Linked DNA regions of Homo sapiens: region 1 is linked to region 2. A link is an interaction called in ENCODE POLR2A ChIA-PET data of the cell type or tissue named here. Cell type or tissue: Caco-2. All regions are shown on one strand. Links, peaks and the distances in the headings refer to the core of each region. The heading gives the core; the rest is flanking DNA.

The links. Peaks named below come from ENCODE experiments on the same cell type or tissue, not always from the same donor. Only the 100,000 strongest peaks of a DNase experiment are listed, where the experiment ranks them.
Region 1: POLR2A ChIA-PET joins it to region 2 with 13 read pairs; 2 of 35 experiments call an interaction of 5 or more read pairs at or near these places.

The regions. Positions count from the first base shown.
Region 1 is chr17:32,203,067-32,211,066 of GRCh38, forward strand. It overlaps RHOT1 (ras homolog family member T1), which reads left to right. Exons shown (of 20, transcript NM_001033566.3): 16 at 824-907; 17 at 3,844-3,963; 18 at 5,041-5,243. Among named protein-coding and RNA genes, the nearest start is that of RHBDL3, 59 kb to the right of the region's middle. In Caco-2, for the core only: a CTCF peak has its summit at 550 (motif pointing right); a DNase peak (open chromatin) is centred at 3,135.
Region 2 is chr17:32,483,541-32,494,104 of GRCh38, forward strand. It overlaps CDK5R1 (cyclin dependent kinase 5 regulatory subunit 1), which reads left to right and starts at 3,453. Exons shown (of 2, transcript NM_003885.3): 1 at 3,453-3,622; 2 at 3,936-7,713. The coding sequence starts at 4,081. The coding sequence ends at 5,004. It overlaps MYO1D (myosin ID), which reads right to left. Exons shown (of 22, transcript NM_015194.3): 22 at 8,982-10,564. RefSeq lists enhancers at 2,239-2,740, 3,980-4,539, 7,892-8,011 and silencers at 2,813-3,342, 3,453-3,712, 3,803-4,092, 6,742-6,863, 9,587-9,636. In Caco-2, for the core only: a CTCF peak has its summit at 157 (motif pointing right); DNase peaks (open chromatin) are centred at 136, 3,081 and 3,451; H3K4me3 peaks cover 2,465 bases.

The sequences.
Region 1 (8,000 bases), core at 1-8,000, 280 kb before region 2:
TTTCATTGATATTAGCTATCATTTGTCTTTTTTTAACCAGTGTTTAAATGGGCATTAAATGACTACAGATGTGAAAGCACCTAACACAGTCCTTGGCATGAAGTAAATGCACAGTAAATATTTTGAATTGAATATTGATATCTAGTTCTTACTACTCCCTTGAGTAAGAAGAAGAAGACATATTTCTTTTCTTCTTCTTCTTCTTTTTTTTTTTTTTTTTTTTTTTTGAGGCGAGGCATTGCTCTGTTGCCCAGGCTGGAGTTCAGTGACATGATCATGGCTCACTGCAGCCTCAACCACCTGGGCTTAGGTGATCCTCCCACCTCAGCCCCTGGAGCAGCTGGGACCACAGGCGTGAACCACCAGGCCCAGCTAATTTTTGTATTTTTAGTAGAGATGGGGTTTCGCCATGTTGCCCAGGCTGGTCTTGAACTACTTGGCCTCCCAAAGTGCTGGGATTACAGGCATGTGCCACCACACCCTGCCGACATATTTCTAGATGGGTATTAATCTCGATCAGACCAAATTATGGTATAATGAAGATTGCCAGCAGGTGGCTCTAGAATATACTTTCAGTAATACGGATAGTTTCCTTCCTTTTTAGCTACTGCTTGTACTTTATGCAGAACAAATACATCTTTTATTTTAGGTCTTAAGAACTAAGAAACATAAAATCAATATCTCCTTTGTACTGATAAATAGTACACAGTGTAGGGAAGAATGCCCTTTTATTTATAACACACCTGCACATATACACAGAGATGTTTGTATATTGTTGAAAACTAGTTACTGCAGATATTGAGATTTTCGGTTCTGTTTTCAGAGGCAGAAGAAAATTCGTGAAGATCATAAATCCTACTATGCGATTAACACTGTTTATGTATATGGACAAGAGAAATACTTGTTGGTAAGAAATTCTGTGGCATACAAAAATTACTAATTATTGGGTACATTTTTAAATGACTCTTTGAAAACAAATTGGCTTCAATTGAATGACTCTCTGTAGAACTTCTGTGTGATTTTTTTTTTATTTAATTTTTTTTAGAGACACGGTCTCACTATGTTGCCCTGGCGAGCTCTTGGGCTCGAGGGATCTCCCACTTCAGCCTCCCAAGGAGCTGGGACTGCAGGCATGTGCCACCATGCCAAGCTTGATTTTATTTTTTTTCATCTGGTTTATTCATTAGAATTTTAAGTCTTTTGGCTAGGCGTGGTGGCTCACGCCTGTAATCCCAGCACTTTGGGAGGCCAAGGCGGGCGGATCACCTGAGGTCGGGAGTTTGAGACCAGCCTGACCAACATGGAGAAACCCCGTCTCTACTAAAAATACAAAATTAGCCGGGCATGGTGGTTCATGCCTGTAATCCCAGCTACTCGGGAGGCTGAGGCAAGAGAATCGCTTGAACCCAGGAGGTGGAGGTTGTGGTGAGCCAAGATAATGCCTGCCTGGGCAACAAGAGCGAAACTCCATCTCCAGAAAAAAAAAAAAAAAAAGAATTTTAAGTATTTTTATCATGTGATGATTACATAGGTTTAGATATAAATAAAAATTCATCATTTAAAAAAATTAAAAAAAAAATTAAGTTGGTACACTTAATTGTATGTTAGCTATACCACAATAAGAAAGTTGAGAAAAATGGGTTAGGCATGGTGGCTCACGCCTGTAATCCCAACACTTTGGGAGGCTGAGTCAGGTGGATCACCTGAGGTCAGGAGTTCGAGACCAGCCTGGCCCTAGTGAAACCCTGTCTACTAAAAGTACAAAAATTAGCTGGGCGTGGTGGCACGTGCCTGTAATCCCAGGTACTTAGGAGGCTGAGGCAGGAGAATCACTTGAACCTGGGAGGCGGAGGTTGTAGTGAGCCAAGATTGTGCCACTGCACTCCAGCCTGGGCAACAAAGTGAGACTCCGTCTCAAAAAAAAAAAAAAGTCGAAAAAACTGAACTCCCCTTTTACTTTCTTCTACTTCTATTTTTTTTTTTTTAAATTTTACTTTAAGTTCTGGGATACATGTGCAGGTTTGTTGCATAGGTCAACCCATCATCTAGGTTTTAAGACCCGCATGCATTAGGTATTTGTCCTAATGCTCTCCCTCCCCTTGCCCCTCACCCCCTGACAGGCCCCTGTGTGTGATGTTCCCCTCCCTGTGTCCATGTGTTCTCATTGTTCAACTCCCACACTTATGAGTGAGAACATGCAGTGTTTGGTTTTCTGTTCCTGTGTTAGTTTGCTGAGAATGACGGCTTCCAGTTTCATCCATGTCCCTGCAAAGGACATGAACTCATTCTTTATTTATGGCTGCATACTTCTATTTTTTTAAAAAAATATTTCCTGTACTATTGACTAGAAATTAATATGAAAACCCTGCTAGTGCTTGGTAGTTTATCTGTAATCTGAATCAAGTTTATTTAGCAGGGAAGGGAGTATTTAACAAATATGTTAGCCTTAAAAATGTATAGGCTACTCTAGGCACACTGCCTATGGGTTAGCCCTGCTCTGCAAGGAGCAATAAAATCAAACAAACAATAAAAAAAGTACAAAAGAAGAGCTGAAAAGACACTATGAAATACAGTAGAAGGAGGGTTATATGGGCCAGGTGTGGTGGCTCATGCCTCTAATCCCAGCACTTTGGGAGGCCGAGGCGGGTGGATCACCCTAGCCTGACCAACGTGGAGAAACCCTGTCCCGGGCTGGTCTCAAACTCCTGGGCTCAAGCGATCTGCCCACCTCAGTCTCCCAAAGTGCTGGGATTACAGGTGTGAGCCACAGTGCCCACCCCTGAATTTTACTCTTGTTGGAGATCATTATAGCATAGATGGAATATTTAAGAAATTTTATAATAAGCACCGAAGAGTGGCAGTGAAACAGAACAAAAATGACCTTACTGTAAAGAGTCATTTGCTTTTTGTTTTTGATTAGTGGGGAGAAAAGGTGTGGTAGAAAGAAAATAGATTTGAGAATCATATCTGAGTTTAAATTTTGATTTGATAACTTCTTAGATGTGTACCATGGGCAGCTGACTTAATCTTTCTAGCCCGTCTCCTTATCTGCAGAATGTAAACAATGCATGTAGAGGGCCTGCCCCCACACATTAGTCACTCACTAATACTAGCTTCCATAGAATCTTTTTTTTTTTTTTTTTTTTTTTTTTTTTTGAGACAAGGTTTCACTTTTGTCACCCAGGCTGGAATGCAGCGGCGTGATCTCGGCTCACTGTAACCTCTGCTTTCCAGGCTCAAGCGATTCTCCTGCCTTAGCCTCCCCAGTAGCTGGGACTACAGGCACACGTCACTGCACCTGGCTAAGCTTCCACAGAATCTTAATCACCATTTTTAGTCTGCAGAATCAGAAGATACTTATTTGTCTATACTTTCTTTTTTTTTTTTTTTTTTTTTTTTTTTTGAGACTGAGTCTTGCTCTGTCGCCCAGGCTGGAGTGCAGTGGCGCAATCTCTGCTCACTGCGAGCTCCGCCTCCCGGGTTCATGCCATTCTCCTGCCTCAGCCTCCCTAGTAGCTGGGACTACAGGCACCCGCCACCACACCTGGCTAATTTGTTTTGTATTTTTAGTATAGGCAGGGTTTCACTATGTTGGCCATGCTGGTCTCGAACTCCTGACCTTGTGATCCGCCCACCTCGGCCTCCCAAAGTGCTGGGATTACAAGCGTGAGCCACCGCGCCCAGCCTTGTCTATACTTTCTACTTTTAAAACTGGCCTGAAAAGTTATGCTTAACCAGTACTTTTAAACTTAGGAAGTCCAGGGAAGGAAGTAATAAGCTATCATGACTTAATATATCAATATTATGATACTTATATTTTTCATTATCTTTTTCTTTTACAAGTTGCATGATATCTCAGAATCGGAATTTCTAACTGAAGCTGAAATCATTTGTGATGTTGTATGCCTGGTATATGATGTCAGCAATCCCAAATCCTTTGAATACTGTGCCAGGATTTTTAAGGTTTGTTGCTCCTACAGACTATGACTGAATGTAACTTCATATGGACTTTTTATGGAATTGCAGTGTGGTGTTTCCTAACCACAAAAATGCAACAAAATCATGTGTATTTTAAAAATACATACATCTTTACCCTATTCCTGAAGGTTCTGGTTTTGTTCTAAAGTGGTAGAGTCTCAGACATACATATTTCTGAAAGTTTTCGACATGTGATTGTGAGGTGCATTCCTGATTGAGAACTTTTACATTAATGCAAGCTCTTCCCAGCTGTTAAAAGTTACATATGTCTGCCTTCTCTCTGATGAAAAAAAAGAGTAGTACATATGGATTATATATTGCCAAATATACCAAGAATAACAGCCAGAGGAAAGGGATAAATCTGAAGCTTAGAAAGTCTATCAGTCACTTAGGGATTATCAATAAGATTCAATAGGAGTAAAAAGCTATATGTACAAAGGTGTTTATTCTAGCATTGTTTTTAACAGGAAAAAACTGGAAATAATCAAGATGGCTAACAATGGACGATGATTTACTGAAGTAAGATAAAATAATCTAGTGGAATGTTAGGCAATATTTAAATTAAAAAATAAAAACAATAAATGTAAAATTAAAAATAGTTTTGAATTCTGAAGAATATGGAGGACACAGTATTACATTTTTAAGTGGTTATGTCCAGCATGACTGCGACTATACAGACACACATAAAAATGCATGTGCTCAAGGACTAGAGGTGATATTAAAAAATGAAAGTAGTTTTTATAAAAGAATTTAGGTGGATTTCTTTATATTTCAAAATATGTGTGTTTAATGTGTGTTTTTAATTACATGTTTTTTTTAATTGTAATAAATCTAAGGAATCAGTATAGGTCTGTTTTGTCATCAGCATTGGAAAAGTGATCTGGATCTTATTTATTATATGAGATTTACCTAGACCACTGCCAATCTTTGCCTTTTGGTTCACTTTTTCGCTTTGAAACTACTGTTGCTTTGCCCATCTGGAGGAAATGCTTGGTTCACATTTAATTAAATAGTAATTTTTGAACTTGTTATCAGATTTTGATTTCATTTTTTATTCCATAGCAACACTTTATGGACAGCAGAATACCTTGCTTAATCGTAGCTGCAAAGTCAGACCTGCATGAAGTTAAACAAGAATACAGTATTTCACCTACTGATTTCTGCAGGAAACACAAAATGCCTCCACCACAAGCCTTCACTTGCAATACTGCTGATGCCCCCAGTAAGGATATCTTTGTTAAATTGACAACAATGGCCATGTATCCGTAAGTACTTGCTGTCTTCATTTTCATGTTGCATGGTTCATAACATTGCATGCCATTATTAGCCATGAAGGGAATATCTTTGTCACATAGGAATTGTTCAGCAACAGAAAGATACTTTGTAATGAGAAGGTACAAATTTGAGTAAATGCAAGTTTGGTTTGAATGCCATAATAAAATGATATAAACAGTGCTTCTGACAATATCTGTATATTTTTGAGCAGGCTGTAACTATCTTAATAGAATAGTACAATAAAACACAACCCCCCACCCAGCATTAAAAAATAGTTTTACTGGAATAAAATGGGTTTGGCATCATGTTGTTTTATGCTTATAAAGCATTTTCATATGAACAGAAAGTTTATATTTTTCTGTTTTTGACCTTAGGTATATGAAGTTTTCTAAAATATTTTATTAATTTATGTTGAAATTGTGGGTATGCTTCAGTTAGGATATGTCTTTTTTAAGTGCTGTAAAGAGTAGTTGTAATTGGAATTTCTACTGTATAAATGTTTTACATTAAGTGTTACGAGCCACAAATTTCATGTACATTTATTATATATCTATACATGCATATGCACAAGCACATAACTGTGGTCATCTCTGTAGTTTACTAACTGCCTTAAAATTGCATGGTTCTTAATGGCATTCGCCTCAAGTAGTGTGTTTGTATAAATTCTGTTTTGTAACAAAATAGTTTTTCAGGCAGTGCGTTTCTCAGGACTTTATAGCTTATTCTACTTATTCTTATGTTAGTCTCTAAATTATTTTTCTTCTTATGAAAACTACAGTGTAACACAGAGTAATAATCAAACATTGCTATAAACCAAGAATGACATTTTTCAAAAAGGTGTTGATTTGTACAGATTTTTAAAGTCAGTTAACTTTACTGCTATTTTATTACCTAATACTTTTTTTAGATGCAACAAACCCTTGAATTTCTATTTGTATTCGAAGACAAGTCATTCCTATTATTATAGAATAACCAAAACCTTATTTATGTTTTACCTTTGCTTTAAAACTCTCATGTATGTTATCTACAGAGAGGATCATTACAGAGACAGACTCTCCCGAGACATGGGCCACACTGATAGAATAGAGAATTTGAGAAAAATCTGGGTCTTTCTAAAAACTGCTTTGTAAGTTACTTTTTCTTTATGACTTCTGTGGGATTTTGTTGATATTTTCTTAGAGAATGACCAAATCTCCTTTCTTGCCATAATTAACATTTAGTAATTATGTAGAAACGCACTGCTTGGTCAGGCTTCCTGCCTAGCTATATATTACGTTGTCTTCCTTACTACATAAATGTACTTCTTTAATCTTGTGATTACAGTAACTGCAAGTGTGTTTTTACATCTGCATTTTTAAAACATTTTACTGTAATTCTGTTGTGTGTGTGTGTGTTATATGATAAATGTACATACATGGACCACTTGTTTATATGGTTAATCCCAAACTACTTCTCATGAAGCATCTCCCTGTTGCTAAGCATACTTTGCATCTCTCCTTTTTGGTGGGTGGAGCCTTGTGTATGTTAAAGAATCAGATTTGATTTATAAAATAACAGATGGATTCCAGTATGACAGCTGGCAGAGACTTAGTAGCAGTGATTTGTTCATCATCACAAGTCAAAAAAAATGAAAAAAAAATGAAAAAGGAATGTCTTGGGCCTATACAAGTTTTTTTTTTTAATTCTTGTTTTTCTTCATATTGGGAATTAGGCATTATTGGAATGCTGCTAATCGTTACAACCATGCCACCATGTGCTGTGGTCTCATCAGATCTCATAAGCTAAGCCAAGTCAGATTGGGCCAGTCTTTTGACTGAGAAGCCTATAAAAAAATGTTCAGGTGTTACAGGAAGTGATGTCATTGATTCATCAGGTGGCGCTCTTCTGAGTGGGTTCTGAACCAGTACCTCTTCATGGGTGGTGTGATGGCTTTGTATGAATGAGTGGCTCTGACCACTGAACAGTCATTGGAGACCCCCTACTTTGGTAGTTAGAGCCGAGGTGAAATGGGTTGCCCCCTGTGCCTGCACCAACTAGTGCAACTCTCCTCAACCAGAAAGGAGTCAGAAAGCCTCCCTAAATTTCATATCTGATTTCAATTGGATCCATTGTTGATTTTACATCCTTACCCAGAGTTTCATACTGTCATATATAGCTGCTGTGTTTGGGTAGCAGATGAAATCAACCCTATATTTTATTTGAGTAGAAATTTATAAAGCACCTTGATTTAGTTCCTTTGAGAGCCAGGGTGCTTGATGAATTAAAGACGTTGTTGTTCACATCTTCTCAGGGTTGAATACACTTGTCTTTTGACTCATTTGTATATTTATCATTCTTCTCCTTCCTGGTTTTCAGGCATGTGTGTATGCTGAGGGAGGAGGAGGAGGAGGGAATCGTTATTTAAACGCTAGCAAACTTTGTCCTTTTGGTGGGTGCTTATGGCTTACTCAGGTTTTCTTTTTATTAATTTAGACGAGGGTGCCATCTATTGCTGTGCATATTTATTCCACAAAAATTCATGTAATAATAATTCCATCCCCCCTCCAAAAAAAGCAAAAGTATCAGCTAATTTTCCCTAGATTTTCTACAGGGAGGGAGGAGGAAGCTATTACTATTTATTATGTTTTTGGTAAATGTGGAATTCTGCACAACTTTAGCATGCCCCATACTGTCCTTTTCCTTTCTACAAAGAGTGTTGCTTATGCCTAAGTCTTTTTTTTTTAAGTTGGCACACCCTGACTTGTGCC
Region 2 (10,564 bases), core at 21-8,020:
CCTTCATGGTGCCAGGACTTTCTTGTGTGTTAATGAGACTCTACTGGAGTTGGGAGCAGAGGCTCTGGTCCCCTGCTGTGTGCTAGTTATGTAATCTGTGCTGCTCAGAAGGGCCACTAGATGCTGCTCTGTGATCCCTGAAAGAACAAAGCCGACTTCCTCAGGAGTAAGGGCTCAGGCCTGCTCTATTTGGAACCCTTCTTGGAAGCTGTAGCTGGCCCCCGCCTTGACCTCCCTCCCTCGGGATGCTATGGGAAGTGGGGCATGCAGGAAGAGTGGACTCTCCGGCAGTCCACGGGCAGCCCAGCCCAGCAGGGAAGCTAACAAGCAGGCTGGCCCTTCAGGCAGCTAGAGATAGGCAATAGGCTAAGTAGGCTGATTGATGGGGGTGGGATTTGGAAATCTTCCCTGCAGTTCTATGATGAAGGCAGCTAGGAAGAAAACAGCTCTGCCTCATTCAACTGGGTCTGCCTTCTGGGTCCTTGGTTCTGCCATTTCTGGCAGTTGACTGTCCTTTCTTCCTTGCTTCCAGTTGGAGCAGTGATAGGAACTGGGGGTGGGGAGGTGGTGGTGGGTTGAATGAAAAGAGGAGCTCTGTGGTGTCTGAAAACCAGCATAACAGGCATGGCCTGGGTGATAGGAGCTCCTGGAGACCCCTCCCTTAGTCGCAGCAGCAAGTGGGCTGCCAGTGCCATCCCATTCCTGCTGTGCTGCAACTGTGACTTTGCCTTGGGCAAGTGTGAGGAGGCTGGTGTTCTGCCGAGAGCTCTGTTTGAAGGTGCTAGGGAAAGGCTGGCTGGACAAAGGTGAGAAGACACAGGGTATGGCCTGGCTTGAAAAGGCCCATGCAGAGGCATGCTGCTGCAGAGTGGGAAGCAGGGTAGTGGGGTGAGCTTGGTCCGCCTCCCCGTGAATTGGAATAGCTAGAATTGAGATTGAGAGTTAAAGGTAACAGAGTGGGCCCAGGTTTTTCTAGGGGGTGGATTTTTCTTTTTTTAGCCGAAGTGTCACTCTGTCACCCAGGCTGGAATGCAGTGGCACAATCTCAGCTCACTGCAACCTCTGCCTCCCGGGTTCAAGCTATTCTCCTGCCTCAGCCTCCCGAGTAGCTGGGATTATAGGCACCCGCCACCACGCCCAGCTAATTTTTTTAGTAGAGACGGGTTTCACCATGTTGGCCAGGCTGGTCTCAAACTCCTGACCTCAGGTGATCCGCCCGCCTTGGCCTCTGAAACTGCTGGACACAGTGTGGCCATCACGCCTGGCCGGGGTGGATTATAGGCTTCAAAATTTGGACATATTTTGGGAAGTGGAAAACATTTAACCTTGGCTCAACACTAGAATCTGAAGGGGGGCACAGAGCCAACTCAGGAGCTAGAGGCTCCAAGTAAGGGCTGAGGAAAAGAGGCTGGGGTTCGGCTTTCCTTTGAGAAGGAAAAGGGACACTTGGTCAGGGTCTCGAAGCAAATCGTTTCTTCTGGCTTTTTTTTTTTTTTTTTTTTTTTTTTTGAGATGGAGTTTCGCTCTTGTTGCCCAGGCTGGAGTGCAATGGTGCAATCTCGGCCCACTGCAACCTCTGTCTCCCAGGTTCAAGCGATTCTCCTGCCTCAGCCTCCTGAGTAGCTGAGATTACAGGTGCCTGCCACCACGCCTGGCTAATTTTTTTTGTATTTTTAGTAGAGACGGGGTTTCACCATGTTGGCTAGGCTGGTCTCGAACTCCTGACCTCAGGTGATCCACCCGCCTCGGCCTCCCAAAATACTGGGATTACAAGCATGAGCCACTGCGTCGGCCTCTTCTGGCTTCTTACTGTTACATGCAGGAGGGTTGAGGACAGCTCCATTTGAAGAGCAGGTAGGCTTGTACACTGAGGAACATTCACAGGGAGGGGCGCACTGAGCTGGGGGCCTGCCTTCCTCTTCTGAGTTCCCATAACAGCTGTTGTGGATGTTCTGAAAGGCTGTGGACAAAGTAGCCCTCTGGGTACAGAGCAATGCATTTTCCACTGTATGCCTTGCCCCCCAAGGTTCCTAAAGCCTGGAATTCCTATTGACAGAAATCTGAGTGGCACATAAACAAAACCCAGCACTTTCTGCCTTGATTGCACCATTTTGAATGATGCCAGATTCCCTTTCTGTTCCCCCTAGGACAGTTGACAGGGCTGGTGAAAGCCTAGTCGGCTGGAGTGGTCAGGTAACTGGGTGGCATCCTCTCCTCTGGAGAGCCACTCCCTCATCTCTAGGTCCAGAGATAATCTGGATTAAGACAGGGCTTAAGTTTCCTGTTTCCCAGGTTTGTGGTCAGTTTTGACTCGATCTCCAGAAACAAGGTAAAATAGTAAATGAACAACAGCCTTTGTGAAGGATCTGGATTCACATCTGACAGGAACAGCTTTCAGAAACAGAATTTTACTCAATTTCGCTAGCATCAAGTTCTCAAATTATACATACTTAGAATTGAAAACGTTTAAGAGGGTCAGAAAGCTGGCCGGAGGGGCAGTTGCTTCAGCTTTAATATGACAAATAAGAGGGCGAGTGGGAACTTAGAGGTCATATTTGTGACGGGCTCAGGCTTGGCTACGGGCCACGCTTCTCTGGCTTGGATCTCTGAGGCCCACTTCGGCCGCGGTCATCTACCCATGATGAGGGAACGGAGGCCCCGGAGGGGTGGCCAGAACCGATTGGACTGTCCACTCGAGGTGCGCGTGGCACTCGGGAGGCCTCAGTAAAGGCGTCGCCTCTCCCCGCCCAGGGCCTTCTTCCCCGCGCTCCCTGGCTGCTTTCCACAGGGACGGGGATGTCAGGTGGAAGGAGGGAGCTCCGGACCCTGGCCTCGGCGGAGGGCTCCTCACCAGGCCAGGGCGGCAGCCTCAGAGAGGGCGGGCCGCGCGCTGCCAGGGCAGGGACTCGGCCGAGAGTGCCCCCGCGGCCGGCAGCTGCGGGCGCCGCGGCGGGAACAAAGGCAGCACGTGTCTGGGCGGGACGCGGGCGGGGTCGGCCCTCGGCTCCGCCCTGCTCGGCGCCCGCCCCGCGTCGGCAGAGTTGGGTTGCGCGGGCGCCGAGGACTCTCCGGCGGCCGGGCTGCTGTTGGGCGGCGGCGCGGAGCGGGCGGCGAGCTGTGCGGGAGGGGCGGCCCCGAGGGGCGGGGCGGGCCGACGCCGCGTGTCCCGCCGCAGCCGCGGAGTCCGGCTCCTAGATGGGGCCCGGCGCGTAGAGGTGCCTCCCGCTCGTTGCCGCGTCCTACCCGCACCGTGCGCGGCTCGAGCTGAGGACACCAACGGCCGCGACTCCCCGGCGAGACCAGGCCGGAGCGTGGACGGCGCGCGCGCCCCGCGAGGGAGGGCGCTGAGGCGCGCGCCGGAAGCGGGAGCGGGAGCGGGAGCGCGGCGGCGGCGGCGAAGGTGCGGGCGGCCGAGCGGGGGGCGGGGCTGCGGTGCCTGCAGAACCTTGGACAGAAGCTCCCTAGCTGCCGCCGCCGCCGCCGCCGCCGTCGCCGCCGCCGAGCGCGAGCCCAGCCGATCCCCGCCGAGCGCCCCCGAGCGCCGCCGAGCGCCGGGACCGCGGCGGCGGGGCCGCGGCGCGCATTGCGGAGGGCGCGGAGCGCAGGAGCTGCCGCCTGCCGGGTAAGCCTGCGCTGGGCGGCCGTCCTTGGCCCTGGGGAGCGGAGACCGGGGTCGCGCCCGTGCGGGGTGTCCAGGCGGGGGTCCTCGGCCGCCTCCGTCGGCGACCGGGCCCCTCCCGGCTGCGCCTGGGGACCGCAGCGGCGGCGGCGGGCGGGGGTGCTGCAGTGGAGGCGGCGAGGCTGCGTCGCGGGGGCGCGGGTAGGGCCCGGGACTGGGGCGGCGGGGTGCGCCGAGGCGCGGGGCGGAGGGGCGCAGGGGCGCAGGGGCGCGGCGCGGAGCCCAGCCTGGCGCTAAGAACCATCTTGTTTTCCAGGCAGATCCAAGGGGGCAGCACGCTTCCCGGGAGCGCCCCCGCCTCCTCTCCGGGGCCGCCGCAGGCTCGGTGAGCGGTTTTATCCCTCCGGCCGGCAGGCTGGGCGCGCAGGGGCGCGAGCCCCCGCCCGGCGCGCAGCAGCACCATGGGCACGGTGCTGTCCCTGTCTCCCAGCTACCGGAAGGCCACGCTGTTTGAGGATGGCGCGGCCACCGTGGGCCACTATACGGCCGTACAGAACAGCAAGAACGCCAAGGACAAGAACCTGAAGCGCCACTCCATCATCTCCGTGCTGCCTTGGAAGAGAATCGTGGCCGTGTCGGCCAAGAAGAAGAACTCCAAGAAGGTGCAGCCCAACAGCAGCTACCAGAACAACATCACGCACCTCAACAATGAGAACCTGAAGAAGTCGCTGTCGTGCGCCAACCTGTCCACATTCGCCCAGCCCCCACCGGCCCAGCCGCCTGCACCCCCGGCCAGCCAGCTCTCGGGTTCCCAGACCGGGGGCTCCTCCTCAGTCAAGAAAGCCCCTCACCCTGCCGTCACCTCCGCAGGGACGCCCAAACGGGTCATCGTCCAGGCGTCCACCAGTGAGCTGCTTCGCTGCCTGGGTGAGTTTCTCTGCCGCCGGTGCTACCGCCTGAAGCACCTGTCCCCCACGGACCCCGTGCTCTGGCTGCGCAGCGTGGACCGCTCGCTGCTTCTGCAGGGCTGGCAGGACCAGGGCTTCATCACGCCGGCCAACGTGGTCTTCCTCTACATGCTCTGCAGGGATGTTATCTCCTCCGAGGTGGGCTCGGATCACGAGCTCCAGGCCGTCCTGCTGACATGCCTGTACCTCTCCTACTCCTACATGGGCAACGAGATCTCCTACCCGCTCAAGCCCTTCCTGGTGGAGAGCTGCAAGGAGGCCTTTTGGGACCGTTGCCTCTCTGTCATCAACCTCATGAGCTCAAAGATGCTGCAGATAAATGCCGACCCACACTACTTCACACAGGTCTTCTCCGACCTGAAGAACGAGAGCGGCCAGGAGGACAAGAAGCGGCTCCTCCTAGGCCTGGATCGGTGAGCACTGTAGCCTGCGTCATGGCTCAAGGATTCAATGCATTTTTAAGAATTTATTATTAAATCAGTTTTGTGTACAGTATGTGTCTAGCAAAGCCACCAAGGGCCTCACCTTTCCCACAGTCTCTCCCTGGGGTTTTTTTCATCCCTGCCAAGAACTCTGGGCACTTTTGAACTCACGAGCCTTGCGCAAAACCCAGAAGATGTATTCAGAGCCACCCAGGCCACTGACCTCCCACTTTGGGGAACTCAAAGGACTGACCTGCCCCTGCCGCCTGTGCCCTTGCTGGGTCCAGGGTAGGCAAGGCTGCCGGCTGCACCCTGTATGGAGCTAGAGAGGGGCCTCTGGCTGCCTGGCCCAGGGAGGAATTGGGGTTTCTGGTTGGAGGCCCTTTTCTGGCTCCTGTGTGGAGTTATTCACTCTCCCAGAGGCTCCTGGAGCCAGCCACCCTAACTGAGCTGCCAGTGGGGTCGTGAGGCAAGATCCCCGCCACCCGGGGACATCTTCAATCTAGGCGAGGCGAAGCTGAGCGGGTCTAGTGGAAAGATTGTGTCTGGTCGTTTGACCACACACCGCCCTGATTTGCTGTTTTCTTTTTTTAGGGAGAAGGGCTTTTCTTTAGTGGAGAAATGGAACTCGCCCCCCTACCCCCTTGTCTGCTGCTCCCAGCCACGTTGGTGGTATTGGCCGATGAGCTGGTTTGACTCATTAATTTCTCTCAATTTGGGTCCCAGCTAAAGAGGTGGGGTGAAGCTGGGGACAGCTTTCCTGGGTGAGTTTTTCTTTTGAATAATGTAGTGCAGTCACCCTGTGGCAAATGCCAGGACAGCTGCAGGTGCCCATTAGCAACGCCTGCCTTCTGGGCAAGGTGAGGGATGCCATACCTTGAGACCAAGCCGGTGCCCACCTAAGGGCTAAGGCCTCTTGCTGGTGCACATGACATTTGTCCTGCAGAGCTGGGGGGAAGGCGATGTGGTGACCCCACCCCCACCCGTTAATTTAAAGCTGTTTCTAAACAGTTGAGTTTCTTCTAAAGAGGAAGCCTTGCCCAGCAAGGACCAGTGAGACAGCCGGATCTTGGAGACAATTACAAGACGGGGAGTGAGACTCCTGATTGCTCTGGAAGCCTGCTGATTTCTACAACTGATCATTTGCAGCTGCTGGTTTTGGTTTCCACCTTACCCTACTGGCTGTAAAAACACAAATGTGTACTTTATTGATTTTCTTTCTAATTCTCCCGCATTGGTGGCTTGGGACTTGGGAGAGGGAGCAAGCCTTCCTCCATGGCCCATCACTCGGCTGTGGAGAACAAAGACCAATGTGAAGACACTACAGAGGATTCTGTCTTCCAGGCCCAGTCCACTGGGGAGTGCTGGAATGGGGACCTGGGGTGGGGAGGCAGAGGGTCACTTTACATAGGATTAAGTTCGAGGTGGCTACCGATTTCAGCACATGCACTACTGAAATTTACACAAAAAGAAAGCTGTGAAATTGAAGTCCCAATTTAAGAGTCCTGAGGCAGAACCTGGTGGCTGGAGGCATTCCCAGAGGTGGGGAAGAGAGCCTGCCCGGCCGGAGAACATCTGCCTTGCTGCACCTGAGGCCCAGCAGAGCCGTTCCTGGGACTGTCAGATAATCGGTGCAGCGGTGGAAGGAGCCTGCGGCTGCTGGCACAGACTTCACACAGCACCTCCTCTCTGCTGGGTTTCCACACAGCCTGTCTTCAGATCCTGCTGCCGCGTGCGACCAGAGGTGGGAGGCCCCTGGTGGCATGGAAGAGGGAGGGTCAGTGCCAAGTCTCAGGAGGAGGGCGCATGTGTGTATCACCCTCAGCTGGCGGAACCTGGCTGCGAACTGTGCAGTTACGTTGCATCCACAGGATTCCAGTTGCGTGTCTGTTTCCTTCTCTTTCTCCGTATTTATTTTTTTATTCTTCGGAGGAGGTGGACATTTCGGAAGTGGTGGGGACTAAGGGAAGAACTCTCTAGTTCCCTCAGTGTGAAGCCTGTCGTGTTCTCTCCCCTTGCACTGGTCATCAGTATTGTGTAAAGGAACAACTGATATACTTGAGTGTGCAAGCAAAGAACCCATTTGCCATGCTGCTATGAAGACTACTTTTAGATCAACAATAAAAAAAAACCTACAAAAAAACCTTTATTCTTTAATTGTTGCTTTTACGGTGATATTGTGCATGCAAACCAGGAGCATTTTGTGTCTTAAGAAAAATAATCTTAGAACAGATGGCTGTGAAAATTACACCCATGCACAGAACAAGCCACAGGAATAATAGTTCAGGATTTGGTTTTTCTCTTTTTCTTGTAAACCTGGAGGGTTGATATATTCTTTCCATGCAGTTATTAGAACTTAGTTTTGTTCCAACAGTTAAACTTGCAATGAAAAGAAAATGTGCCATTTTTTTCACTCAGAATTATTCATAGCTGTATATTTGAAACTGCTAATTACACACGTGTGATGTATGTTGGTTTTTTAGTGCAATTTCTTCTGTAGCTATTCTTTGACCAAACTGTGGGTATTGTTAATATTAATTTATATTTGTCTCATTTTGTATGTATGTGTAGTGTGTTTGTGAGTATGTGTGGTTTATAATCTGACAAAGTCATGAAGCTCAGTTTGGCTGTAATTTAATTCCCCTTCCCTTATTTTTATTTATTTTTGTACTGTGCTGATTCAATAAAATGCACTGACCATCCATTACAGAGACCTCTTTTTGTGGGCAGGCTGGGGCCCCCTTTACTAAATGATTCATGCACTCAGAACATAATTGGATTTGTGTTATTGGGGAGGGGAGGACAGAGTTGGGGGCGAGGGCTTAACACACTAAGGTGATTAAGAAGGAAGCACAGGTTAAGTCAGCTTTGGTTTAGCGTCGGCCGAGGTGAGGGCAGCTGTTTCCCAAAGGCTCCCGTGGCAGAGCTGGGTGACTGGAACCTCCGGCCAAGGAGGGTCAGGCCCAAGCATGGCCTGGTGAGGTCTGGCCGGGTGGGTCCTGCAGGGGCTCTGGACCCTAGACTCCCTGTGTCGAGGTGTGACTCTGAAGCTGCTGCTCCCACGTATTCTTGGGCTTGGCTCTGCTCTGTGCTCCCTTCCCCCGGGGTCTCCCAGGCCAGCAGGGGTGGGCTGGCGTCCACATGGGCCAACCCTGCAGGTTTAGCTCCATGCGGGTTTCCAGGAGGGAGAAATCCAGCCCTGTGGCTCCCAGGGAAGCAGCCACTCCAGCCCATAATTGCGGCAAGGGTGGGGTTCCTACCAGCTCTATCTGTACCTGTCCTGACTGCCAGCCTGAGGCCTGCACGTGCCACCAGCGTCAGCCTCAGGAAGAGGGTTATGGGGATGCTGGATGTGGCCCTCCCCAGGCCCTGCACCCTGCGGTCTGAAGCTGCTCCTGAGTACTAGGAAAGTCTTTCTTGTCCTCAAGTTGTAGCTTGGGAGCTGTCAGCCTTGTGATCAAGGCCACTTGCTTTCCACAAAGCAACTGCCTTCGTCTGAGTTACAGAAGCCACCGCTGCGTGTTCTTTTCTGCCAATGACCAGTGACCGGAAGCACCCTGGCTGCAGGACCCTTGGGTGCTGGCCATGCCCTGTTGCTCCCTCAGGGCCTTGCTCCCTTCCCCAGGAGGAGCTGCTGCTTCCTCTCACTCTCCCTGCCGCCCCCACACTTCCTCCCAGCACCTTTCACTCCGCTGGCCTGGCCTGTCCCCAGTCTGCTGCTGTAGGTCTCTGAGCCTTTCCTTTCTACATACGTGCTTCTATTGCAGTAAACATATTCCCTGGCACTAAGCAGTGTGCTTCCAGCTGCCAGCGCACAGGCCTCAAGATGGCAGGAGAAAGTGCTGGGACTCAACCCCACGGCCTCCTTCCCTCCTCACACCTCCGGTCCACAGCTTGCTTCTTGCTCACTTTTTGTTCAAAAGCCTCAGGCAAATCATCCTCCATTTTACATGATTTGTGCTTAATTCTCCCTTCTATCCTCCCAGATAATGGTTGACTTTATTTAAGCAAAAATTTCACCAAGTTTTCAGTGACAGATAAGCAGAACACCTTTAAAAATAAGATTTAATGCTTTATTGCTCTTGATGGCAAATCAAAATATGCTTTAGAAATAAAGTTAATTTACTGGAAAATAGGAGTTTTTGCACCAAACCATAAAATTGCATTTCATTACATCAAGAGAACCCCCTCATTGTCTACAATCATGCCCGCTTCCTTTCCCCTCAGCGCCCGGGACACGTGACCGAGATCATACCCTAAATTCCTGATCCTTTTGCAGTTGCCACATACTGTGGCTTTTAGTACATCATAAAAAAGTGCTTGTCCTGTGGCCTCAGCTGGGAGGCCCTGGCGCTGGGGCTAAGGGGCCCAAGGCACCATCCAAAGGCTGGGAGGAAAGAACCCAAACCCAGGCCCTCCTCCTGCCCTCCAGCCTTTGACAGGCAACTCATTTGGCATGATCTGTTTTGGTGTGTTTAAAACATACATTTGCATGTGTCTAGTGTAAAGCAACAAGTTTGAGGAAATAAGTGGAAGGAGAGAGGAAGTTCCAGTTAGATGGTTCCACTAGTGTCTACTGGTAATTGGCAAAACTATGAGTGTTGCTAATCTGGGCTGAGGGCACCTCTGCCTGTGCAGGCAGCTGACCAGGCTTGGAGAATGAGAAAGGGTTCCCAAGGACAGGATGCCAGCGGGATTCTTTGTTGCAAACTGCACACAGTGCAATTTTTGGGAAGCAGGGATGGGGAGTGGGCATGAGACCGGGTTGTTGGGACCACTCTGGGGTCAGGCCCTGGGTGAGGCACAGGAGGCTGCACACAGGCACTTGGTGGGTTCTGCCGGGTCAGGGTGGGAAGGCAGGAGAAGTGTCTGTGGCAGGACGGGAAGAAGCTTCAGTACATCCCTCTCTTGCACCTCTGCCCACTCCACCTGAGGCGTTGGCTCCCTCCCCCTCATCCTCTCACCACATGCCTGAGGCGTAGGCTCCCCTCATCCTCTCACCGCATGGGGCATTTGCTCCCAGCCTCTACTTCCCTCAAGGCCTTCTCAGCAGCTGGGGCTCAGTGGGGAAGGTGGTCTCAGAAGGCCCCTGAAGCATACGTGCTTTTGCTGGGCAGAAACTGGCAAGCTGGCAGTGCTCCCTGGCACCAGTTTCACGGGCGCAGGCCCCAAGGGGCCGTGTAGAGGGCGGGGTGGGCATCCTGGCCTGGCCTGCAGTGCCAGGACCCCACGCTGTGCTGCTGCCCCGCTTCCTGCTTCCCGTCATCCCGTGTCTTGACCCCGCCCTTGCTGTTTCTCTGAGTAGGAAACGCAGCGGGAGGTGGTCCAGAGGGAAAGCGGCCGACCCTGAGGGCTGCCCTCACCCTGGCAGCTCCCCGTTCTCATTAGGGTTCCTGACCCAAGTGTGGTGACAGCAGGTATCTGATTAGCAACCCTGCAAACGGTGAAAGTATCTATAAGAGGACCACAGCCACAGGCTGCGAGTTAAGTAAGATGATCCTTGGAGCATGCCACACTGTCCTCTCCAGAGCGGTGGTCAGAGGCCCTGGTGGGGG